Regions from separate parts of the Homo sapiens genome. Here region 2 is linked to region 1. The links are chromatin contacts, found by Hi-C or POLR2A ChIA-PET in ENCODE. All regions are on one chromosome and are shown on one strand. Each heading gives the region's core, a stretch centred on a gene start or an enhancer-like site at or near the end of the contact. The rest is flanking DNA. Distances are from core to core; before and after follow the strand shown. Region 1 holds the start of SNHG29 (small nucleolar RNA host gene 29). Region 2 holds the start of GID4 (GID complex subunit 4 homolog).

What was found. Hi-C counts contacts between places; a loop is a spot of excess contacts on that map. ChIA-PET counts read pairs that join two places held with the same protein, here RNA polymerase II (POLR2A). Pooled maps may share reads with other maps.
Region 2: a loop to region 1 is called in a map of CD8-positive, alpha-beta T cell, with 30 times the contacts of the local background. The contact joins the promoter of GID4 here to the promoter of SNHG29 in region 1. A Hi-C loop is called at or near these places in 1 of 168 maps with a recorded cell type or tissue (CD8-positive, alpha-beta T cell) and 4 of 50 pooled maps. POLR2A ChIA-PET finds 5 or more read pairs at or near these places in 1 of 52 experiments (T-cell).

What each region holds. Positions count from the first base shown.
Region 1 is chr17:16,436,313-16,441,437 of GRCh38, forward strand. It overlaps SNHG29 (small nucleolar RNA host gene 29), which reads left to right and starts at 2,675. Exons shown (of 4, transcript NR_045025.1): 1 at 2,675-2,748; 2 at 3,873-3,941; 3 at 4,762-4,818. It overlaps SNORD49B (small nucleolar RNA, C/D box 49B), which reads left to right and starts at 3,197; the gene lies at 3,197-3,244. SNORD49A (small nucleolar RNA, C/D box 49A) reads left to right here and starts at 3,724; the gene lies at 3,724-3,794. TRPV2 (transient receptor potential cation channel subfamily V member 2) reads left to right here. Exons shown (of 15, transcript NM_016113.5): 15 at 477-691. The coding sequence ends at 577. It also overlaps SNORD65. RefSeq lists enhancers at 1,177-2,078, 2,079-2,978, 2,094-2,283, 2,344-2,673, 2,979-3,880 and 1 more.
Region 2 is chr17:18,036,432-18,041,556 of GRCh38, forward strand. It overlaps GID4 (GID complex subunit 4 homolog), which reads left to right and starts at 2,977. Exons shown (of 6, transcript NM_024052.5): 1 at 2,977-3,471. The coding sequence starts at 3,034. ATPAF2 (ATP synthase mitochondrial F1 complex assembly factor 2) reads right to left here and starts at 2,737. Exons shown (of 8, transcript NM_145691.4): 1 at 2,450-2,737. The coding sequence starts at 2,582. RefSeq lists enhancers at 2,396-2,465, 2,476-2,525, 2,666-2,775, 3,926-3,985 and silencers at 2,886-2,975, 2,986-3,575.

The sequences.
Region 1 (5,125 bases), core at 1,425-3,924:
GGAGGTCAGGGCCCAAAGCTGTCTAACTCACTCCCCACACCTCCATCCACATGTCTGCAGTACTCCTTGTTCTTTGCTTTCCTTGGTTCATCTCTGGATTCGTCTCTGTCGGAAGTGCTCTTCCTCCCCTCTGGATGTCCAAATCTGCCACCGCCCCTGCAGGACAGGTCCCCTCTCTCCTCTGAGCTCCCCCAGCATGTCTCAGGTGTTCTGATCTCTGACACACAAGTCTGTCACCTCCAGGCACTTTAAGCTCCTGGGGGTGGCAGGGGCAGGGGGAAGCCCCTGATATGGCAGGGGATTGGGAAATGCTTGTGGAGTGAGGGAAGCAGGGAGAAGGATTGCTGGCCTCCAGGATCGCTGAGGCTGTCCCCACGGCATGACGTGTTTTCATGACTGTGGCCCCGTTTCCCTGGTGCCTGCTTCCTGGGGACACACTCAAGGGTTAAGCTACAGTGCTTGCCATCTGTTTACAGGAACTCTCGAGAACCCTGTCCTGGCTTCCCCTCCCAAGGAGGATGAGGATGGTGCCTCTGAGGAAAACTATGTGCCCGTCCAGCTCCTCCAGTCCAACTGATGGCCCAGATGCAGCAGGAGGCCAGAGGACAGAGCAGAGGATCTTTCCAACCACATCTGCTGGCTCTGGGGTCCCAGTGAATTCTGGTGGCAAATATATATTTTCACTAACTAACTCTTCTGGAAACATTATTTGGGCAGAGTTGCTGGGACCCTTAGAGCTGGCAATGTCTGCATGTCTCTGTGTGCACAGGTCTGTGTATGGGACTAGGTTGCTCCTGCCCTTGCCTGGGCACAGAGACCCTCAGTTGCTGTGTCCCCACCCTCACCCCCACATCCCCAAGTCTGGGGACTGTCCTCTTCCTGGGTACAGGCAGCTGGCTGAGGTGCTGTGCCCATTGTTGTGGCAGATATATGGTGATGGACATGGGCAAACAGCCACCTCTCCTCTCTCTCCACCACGACACCCTTTGCTTTCCACACCCACCCTGCTTTTGGGCAGGTACCTGGGAAAACCCATTAAAGCCACCTCTCTTGCTTTCTCTTCCTACCGAGCTTCTTGCTCAATTCCCACCCCTCCCAAGCCATTCTCTGCAGGGCAGCCAGAGGGCCTTCCTAAGACATAAGACAAACATGTCCTCTTTGTGCTCTGAAGGCCTGAGAGGCTCCCCAGTACCCACAGAATGCCCTAGCTGACATCCCGAGACCCCCACGGTTTTGCCCAAGCAGTTCCAGACACCTCCTCCCCTCCACCTCTGTTGCCCCTCCCTCCTTAGCACTCTCCCCAAATTCATGCAGGCCGAGAGACCTCGTGCTTGATCCCTTGACCTGGCTCTTGCTGGAAGCCCCCCTCCTCCATTAAAACCCTACACTTGGGGGTGGGGGGAGGGATAGCATTAGGAGATATACCTAATGTAAATGATGAGTTAATGGGTGCAGCATACCAACATGGCACATGTATACATATGTAACAAACCTGCACGTTGTGCACATGTACCCTAGAACTTAAAGTATAATAATAAAATAAAACCCTACACTTGCCGGGCGCCTGTAATCCCAGCACTCTGGGAGGCCCAGGCGGGCGGATCACCTGAGTTCAGGAGTTCGAAACCAGCCTGACCAACATGGAGAAACCCCGTCTCTACTAAAAATACAAAATTAGCCGGGCGTGGTGGCGCATGCCTGTAATCCCAGCTACTCGGGAGGCTGAGGCAGAAGAATCGCTTGAACCCGGGAGGCAGAGGTTGCGGTGAGCGGAGATCGCGCCATTGCAGTCCAGCCTGGGCAACAGGAGCGAAATTCCGTCTCAAAAAAACACAAAAACGAGCAACAACAACAACAACAACAAAAACCCTACACTTATTTCTGAGGCCAGCTCAAAAGGTCTTATGATTGTCTTCCCAGTTTTTTGCAGTCAAAATGAATTTCTTTCCCTTGGTATAACGTGTGTGTGCAAAACGTGGTTGCATGGATTCTTTTTCAAGGAGAGAGCTGAGCATGTTCATAGGCTGAAAGGAAAGCCACAGTAGAGAGAGTTTTCCATGGAAGGTGAGGCAGGGGCATAGGTGGAGGAGGCCCCAAGGAATGAGGAGAGGAAAGGAGGTGGGCAGAGCTTTACCCCAGAGGCGAGCAGAGGATGGACGTGGATCTAGATAAGACGTCAGCTCGTTCCCTAAAGGTCGTGCTAAAGGAGTAATGAGGGTGACCAGTGCGCAGGGGTTTGAGAAGCCCCGTGGATGTGGTGAAATAGCTGTGGGGAGAGTATTTGGCAACGCTCAATAGATTCAGGAGGAGCTACTAGGATGAATGGCTGCCTTGTGCCACAGCTCTACAGGCTTTCACGTGTGTCATCTCACGTGATCTTCTGGGGCGCTGGTGTCTCCGTTTACTAGAGGACCAATCGGAAGCTTAAAGAGAATGAGTAATTGGCCCAAGACCACCCAGCTAAGGAGTGGCGGAGGTGGGGCCCAAACGCGCGATCCAGCCCTCGCGCAGGCGCCCTGGAACTCCCCGCGCGTGTTGTGACCCAGAATTCCCGGGGCTGTGGAAGAGACCATAGACTCAACAGGAGGGGGAGTCCTGGGTAGCGCGCCGGTCTAAATCGTTACTTGGCGGAAAGTTCCCATGAGTCTTTGCCAGCGTCCCCCTCCTTTTGTGAGGATTGGGATATTCCGACTCCTTAAGGGCCTGGCGCACATAAGGTGTGACCTTTTCATTCCCGTTGTTATGGAGGTAGGCTCTCTAGGAATCTGGGAGTAGTAGCTGGGGGGCAAGAGCAAATAAAGAGCTCGAGCTTCTGTGGTCTCTGGGGAGATGTTCCCGGGAAGCCTGTCTAGAGGGCGGAGGGCAGCTGTTGAGATGGCGTGGCTCCCCGGCTCCTGCGCCCGCGTGGCTTTCGCGGCGGGCGCTGCGGCCCGGTATTGGACAGCCTGGCAGGGCAGCGCGGGGCCGAATCCGGCTGCCGTGGCTGAGGCTCATGGATCACTCTTTTGTGGTAGGGCCACATCTGCCAGAGCCTGGAGTCTGCGAAGGCCGGGACCCGGTTCCCCGGCCCACAGTGGGGGTGTGCAAACCCGAGAGAACTGGGTAAGTTGGGGTCGGCTTGCAGTTTGGGGTACCCCGAGGGCGGTGTACGTCGGTAAGATTGTAACAGTATTACTGGAAGACTTATTCGACTGTCCTGATGATACTTGTAATAGGAAGTGCCGTCAGAAGCGATAACTGACGACGTCTAATGTCTATCTGACCGCAGTCGCTGAAACCTCTACAACTTAGTTGACCGTAACTGCCAGAGCCCTGCCCTGAATTCCTGTCCTTACTCCCTCTTTAAGATTGCGTACCCACTGCAGAGTGCTGAAGACGGGGTAGCCACGAGGTGAGAGGCTCTCTGGTGTAGGGTTTAACATGGAACGTAGTTTTGTCACTTGAATGCACGGAAATTGGCGTTTTGACAGTTTTCTACGTTTAGGTGTTTTATACACTTTAGGGTAACGTTATCATGTCATTGCATAGGGTGGAACTTAAATAGAAACTGGAGATGGCTGCTTCAGCCACAGTCCTAACCTAGAACTGCATTTAAAGCAAACTGATAATGCAGAAACAAACTCCTTCGTTAAGAAATGTCTCCAGTAGCAGGGTTAGCTTAAGTTTCAGGTAGGGTCTAGATCTGCGGTTGGAACAGTACTGGAGGGTTGTGAGGTGCTTGACTGCTCTGATGAAATCACTAATAGGAAGTGCCGTCAGAAGCGATAACTGACGAAGACTACTCCTGTCTGATTGCAGTCAAGTCTTCACCACTTGCTGGTTCCCAGGAGTAAACTTGTTTGAACGGTGACCTAATTGCTATATTCACCTAGGTTGCAAATTCGTGAAGAATCAGCATCATGTTTGGCAGCTGAGTATTGGAGCCAGGAGCCTGCCATGAGGTAAGCCTTGCTCTATGGGGAGGCTAGTGGCTGACCACGCCTAGCTGTCAGGTCGAATATTGGCAATTGGATTTGGTTAACCTAATACCTTGTAACAGTGTAGCCTATCCCAGAGATACTGATTTTAGTTTCCGGTGGCAGTGGAGCCAGGGTGGATTACCTAGAAAGAGGGGCTACTCTATTTACCTCTTGGCTGTTTAGTCTCGGGCAAATTACCTGTCTGCTGAGATGTAGTTTTCCTCAGATGTGAAAAGGAAAAGTAATCTTAGCTTTGTGAAGTTTAAATTGATATGACTGAAATGGAGATTACAACTCCCCTGAGGCTGGGCACAGTGGCCTGTAATCCCAGCACTTTGGGAGGCTAAGGTGGGTGGATCACCTGAGGTCAGGAGTTCAAGACCAGCCTGGCTGGCCGACATGGTGAAACCCCATCTCTACCAAAAATACAAAAATTAGCCGGGTGTGGTGGCGTGTACTTGTAATCCCAGCTACTTTGGGGGCTGAGCCAGGAGAATCGCTTGAACCCGGGAGGCGGAGGTTGTAGTGAGTCGAAATCGTGCCACTGCACTCCAGCCTGGGCAACAGCGAGACTCCATCTCAAAAAAAAAAAAAAAATTACAACCTACTGAGAAGCTAATTAAGATTTGTAGTCCTCAATAATTTACAAAAACTTAGAAAAATTACCTCTAATTAGGTCTTAAGGGGCTTTTGTTAGGATGGACTTAAATTTGTAAAGTCATTAATTGACTGTCATCAGAAATGCCTGTCCTGCTCTGCATCTGCAGTCTCTAAGGTGTATGCGCCTTCTCCATTCCCCCAGGTTTTGAGAACAGAGTGCTGTTTTAGAGCTGGCAGCAGCATCTCAGCCCAAGAGAAGGTAAGCCTTGAGCTGGCCAATGATCCCTTCAACCCCATAGTGGAATGAATAAACAGCTGATCTTGTTAAAACTCGCTTCAAAAAAAAAAGATATCAAATGATGAAATCACCCAAAATAGCTGGAATTACCGGCAGATTGTGTAGTGGTGAACCTATGGTTTTCTGAAGATATCTCTTACCCTGTGATTGACTGTCAGTTGGTGCAGAAAGTGAGATTGAAATGTAGTTTCTTTGCAGGTTATATTCCCAGAGGATGTCAGTCCCAAGGACCAGTAGCTGCCATCAGTTTGGATTCTGAAAACTAACT
Region 2 (5,125 bases), core at 1,727-4,226, 1.6 Mb after region 1:
CAGGTGTGGTGGTGGGCACCTGTAGTCCCAGCTACTCGGGACGCTGAGGCAGGAGAATGGCGTGAACCCGGGAGGCGGAGCTTACAGTGAGCCAAGATTGCGCCACTGCACTCCAGCCTGGGTGACAGTGCAAGACTCTGTCTCAAAAAAAAAAAAAAGCATGCATGGGCCTGATTTATGCACCTCCCTTCTCATTCATTCATTCCTATTTTCTTTCACATTTGACTACCTACCATGTGCCAGGTACTTCCAAGAGCCTAACTAGTAAGTTTAGGCTTTTTAAAAAGGAAAAGAAGGCAGTAGATCAAGTGCCACCATTATGTAAAGTGAGCATCCACAAATCTAAATTAACCCTTTGTGGTCAGGCATGGTGGCTCACGCCTGTAATCCCAGCATTTGGGAGGCTGAGGCGGGAGGATCACCTGAGGTCAGGAGTTCATGACCAGTGTGGCCAACATGGTGAAACCCCATCTCTACTAAAAATACAAAATTAGCCACGTGTGGTGGCGGACACCTGTAATCCCAGCTACTTGGGAGGCTGAGGCAGGAGAATTGCTTGAATCTGGGAGGTAGAGGTTGCAGTGAGCCAAGATCACACCATTGCATGCCAGCCTGGGTGACAAGTGTAAAACTCCATCTCAAAATAAATAAATAAATACGTAAATAAATAAATTAATTAACCCTTTGCTTTTTGCCAACTTGGTGAACTCCTGAATGTGTCCCCTTTGCTATGCCTCCCTGGGATGCCCTTCCTTTCTCTTCTTTACTGGCCCTTCATGGCCCATTTCCAGGCCCTTCCCCTGAGTCCTGCAGGTGAAACTTCAGCTCCCTGCTGCATCCAGCCCCCTTCCCCATTTCTATAAAGTTATAGAACTTGGCTGGGCGCGGTGGCTCACGCCTGTAATCCCAGCACTTTGGGAGGCCGAGGTGGGCGGGTCACAAAGTCAGGAGTTCGAGACCAGCCTAGTCAATATAAACCCCATCTCTACTAAAAATACAAAAATTAGCAGGGCATGGTGGCAGACGCCTGTAGTCCCACCTACTTGGGAGGCTGAGACCACAAAATCGCTTGAATCTGGGAGGCGGAGGTTGCAGTGAGCCGAGATGGTGCCACTGCACTCCAGCCTCTGTGACAGAGGAGACTCCGTCTCAAAAAAACACAAAAAAACAGAAGAAGAAGAAAAAAAAAGAACTTGACAGCCAGAAAGATCCTCAAAGGCAACCTAGTACTTCAACGCATGGAGAAAAATGAGGAAGTAGTTGCATGCCCAAGATCACACAGACCTCAGAGGTTCAGCCAGCATCAGATCCTAGATTTGCACTCCTGCCACAATGCCAAACTGCCTGTGAAGTTCTGGATTTTCTAAAACAGGCAGTGTCAGGGAAAAGTCCCTCATACCTTGCTGTCACCCTGGACACGTTCTAGATACCCAACACTCTCCCACCTTTTTGCTGAACTCCTACTCATCTATCATGGCTCAGCTTAAACAAACGCCCTTTCACCCAAGACCCATTCTAAACCCTGAACATCCCCAAGATGGGAGTAAGCGATTCTCTGTGTTCTCACAGTTTCTTTGTATGTCCCTTATCAGGATATTATAAACCACAATTTAATCAGAATATTATAACCTTTTGCAATGAACAGTGAACATCATTCAGGTGGGCCTTTTTCTTCTTTAATTGAGCTTCTCTACCAATACATACAGGTGGGTCTTAAAGACAACCGTGCCTCCTGCCTCCAGCACAATAAAACTAATTGAATGGTGGGAGGGTGTTACTGCTCTTCATTCACTGAAATGAGTCATTCTCACTCTTACCCTGACACCACTCACCATCAGCAATGAAAGAGCCACTACTTCTAAGCTTCATCAGAGTTGGAGGTGGAGGTGACTCCACAGTCAGAGGTGGAGGTGTCAATTTCTATTTAGGAGAGAAGGCTGCAGATGGCAGAGGTTGTGGTAGGAGGGAAAGTCAGGAAACCTGCAGCAGAAGTGCCCGGGATGGAGGAATGAAGGCCCAGGTTCTAGGTCCCTTCTGGGCAGGTCTTGTGTTGGGCAGTGGAGACACGGAAAACAGTCAGACAGACACCACAAACCTCTGAGAGAGTCTGCCTGTAACCCAGACGAAGTCCTGATTCAGAGCCCAAACTTCCCCTTTTGAAAACAAAGATGACACCTGCTTTCCTTATTAAAGGGAGGGCAGCCATAAGCTTTGAGAAAACCTGCACAGGCCAAATATCAATTACTGTATCGTGCGTGACTCGCTGTTCCCTCTCGGGTCGTCTGCCCTTGTCTGGGCTTCACTTTCTCATCTGTAAAAAGACCTGACTGGCCTGCATAACCTCATGAGCCTGAACCCTGCCTCAGTTACTTCGCTTTGCACAGCCGAAGCCCGAAGCCCACCTTACCCCAGCTCGGCCCCAACCCAAAAGAACATGTCATGGTCTTACCTGTCGGCGGGGCGTAAGCCCGGGCTGGAGACGGGATGGTTGGCCCCGGACTCATAGAAGCGCTGGGGCCACCCGCCGGCCGATTCAGGAGACGGCGTCCCCCGTCCCGCAGCCGGAGGCAGCTCCTCCACATCGCGCCCGAGGGTCTGGGAAGATGCGAGACGCGAAACCTGGAGCAGGAAACACAGAGCGATGGGATCCCCAAAGCCGCACGGTCGGGCTGTACGGAAACCTCTCAACGCCTCCTCAGAGCCCTCAACCTCCCTTGGACGCCGCCATCTTCCGCATGACACCTACGGCGCGCCGTCGCCGCCGCGCGCCTCCTGCGCACACCCCCAGTCAATCAGCATCACAAACGCACCTCGCCCCGCCCCCTCCACGCCGCGCCTCGGCGAGGAGACTACAAGTCCCAGCGGGCCGCTCGCGCACCGCGCCACGTGTTTTCTCCTCCCGCCAATGGGCGGAAGCGCCGCCTGAGCCTGCTCCCGCCCCCCAGGCTCGCCTGAGCCAATCGGAAGGGGCGGGGTGTGTGTGTGTCTGTGTGTGTTTGTGTGTTGTGTGTCTGTGAGTGTCTGTGTGTGTGTATGTGTGCGCGAGGGCAAGTCGGGAGGGGGACCCAGCTCAGGACTGGGAGGCCCTGCTCGCAGGTCCCTGGGTCCCGGTGGCGGCCGGAGCGCTTGCTCCGCAGGCAGCGGGCGGGTGGTCGCCCCTCCCGCCCCCACCCCGCGCGTGCGCGCCCCGGCCTCTCCCTCCCCGCCACCCTCCTCGGCTCCCGCGCGGCGGCGGCGGTTCCTCTCCCACTCCCCCCAGCCCTGGCTCCGGGGGACCCCGCGATGCCGGTCCGCACCGAGTGTCCCCCGCCGGCCGGTGCCTCCGCTGCCTCCGCGGCCTCACTCATCCCGCCGCCGCCCATCAACACCCAGCAGCCCGGCGTGGCCACCAGCCTGCTCTACAGCGGCTCCAAGTTCCGCGGCCACCAGAAGAGCAAGGGGAACTCGTACGACGTAGAGGTGGTGCTGCAGGTGAGCGCCGGGCCGGGCCGGGGCCCGAGGGCCTCCTCGCGGCGCTCACGGGCCGTGCCCGCTTCGGCTCCTCGACCCCGCAGCCGCGGAACAGGCCCTCGCCGCCGGGGCCTCCTGCACCCGGCGCTTCCCACCCGGGACCTTCCCAGCCTGTGTCTCACACTCTCCGAGCCCCAGCCCTGACCTGCCCCTTCGGACCCAGAGCCCGTCGTGACCGGCTCCTGGCGGACCCCGAACACTCCCAGACTTGAAGCCCGTGACCGGCCCGTCTGGGATCCGGAAGCCCCTCATGACTCGGAGAAGGCCTGGGTCCTTCCTCCCCATGACCTGTCGTCCCTAGATCAGGGACTGCCACCAGCCCTTTTCAGACCCTGAAGAACTCTCCATTGGTTTCACCAGACTTGGGACCCTCCCCATGTCTGGGCCCACGTCAGATTCTCTCAGACCTGAGACATGTCCTCCTGCCCCTTCCTCAGTTCCAGGAATCCGCAGACCTTGGGGTCTTCCTCCTCCTGAGATCTCCTTAGGAGGGCTTCATCAGACCCCCAGACGGGGGAGCACCTAACCCGCAACTGATTGGTCAGGCCCTGGCCTCACCTCAAGACCAGGCACTCACTCCCTGAGTGCTGCTCACAGTCTGTTGGGATGTTGCCTCCTGGGTCCCCTGTTCCACTCACTGCTTCTGTCTCTTCATGGTCCAGGCACCCAGCTCCTTCCAGCTTCTCCACCCCCAGGCCTCCTGCCCCTGCTCTGGGACCATTTGCAGTCTTTTCCCAGTCTTCCTGGCCTCTATCCAGACTTCCCCACCCCATACCTTCGTCTTGCTCGATCCTGGTTCCAGGGGACCCTCTTTCCTGTTCTTAACTTTTCTCTACACAGGCACAGGGCTTCCTCTTAGTCTCTGGTACCCATGTACTGGGAAATCTAACTCACCCAATTTTAGTTCATGTCCAGTCGCCTCCCCCCATTTGACCTGGATTCCTGAATACCTGCTGCCAGTCCCTGATCAGCTTCGGAAGTACAGCTTCACTTGTCTGGGCCTTTCCCACACCTCACTCCTCTCAGGCTTGACACTTTTTGCCAGCTGAAATGGAGTGGCAGTGGTGAATACTCTTTTATCTCCCCTCCCCACAAAACTCTTCCTCCTCTATACCTACCCCTGCCTGACTAAGGACCCCTTTCCCCTTCCCTTTGCCCTTTTTTTCCTTAGTCTGACACCTCATCTGCCAGGCTGTTCCCAGAAGCCCCTCCAAACACCTGTCCCTCTGAAAGGCACTGTGTGCTGCCCCACTGCCTCCCCCCCGCCCCACCCCCCGGGGTGTGAGGGTGGAATGTACAGTATATTTATTCCTCAAGCTCTCCTTTTGGTCATTTAAAACAAATCTTAGTTTCACTTCTGAAGAGTAGGTCTCCCATCCAAAAGACAATGAGGGTGCCTTTTCTTTCTGCTAACTGCGGAGCACTCATCACTCTTTTATTCTCATACTGCTTTGTGGGAATAAATCATTTTCTCTGCTTACTTGAAACAGCATCGTCATGTTAATCATATCTTTGGGCTGTAAAGTTCTATCATGAGCCACGATAGTTATTATAATGGAAATACGATTGTGGCTGAAATATTTTTGTCTTCATAACTGTATGCCTAATGTAGTGA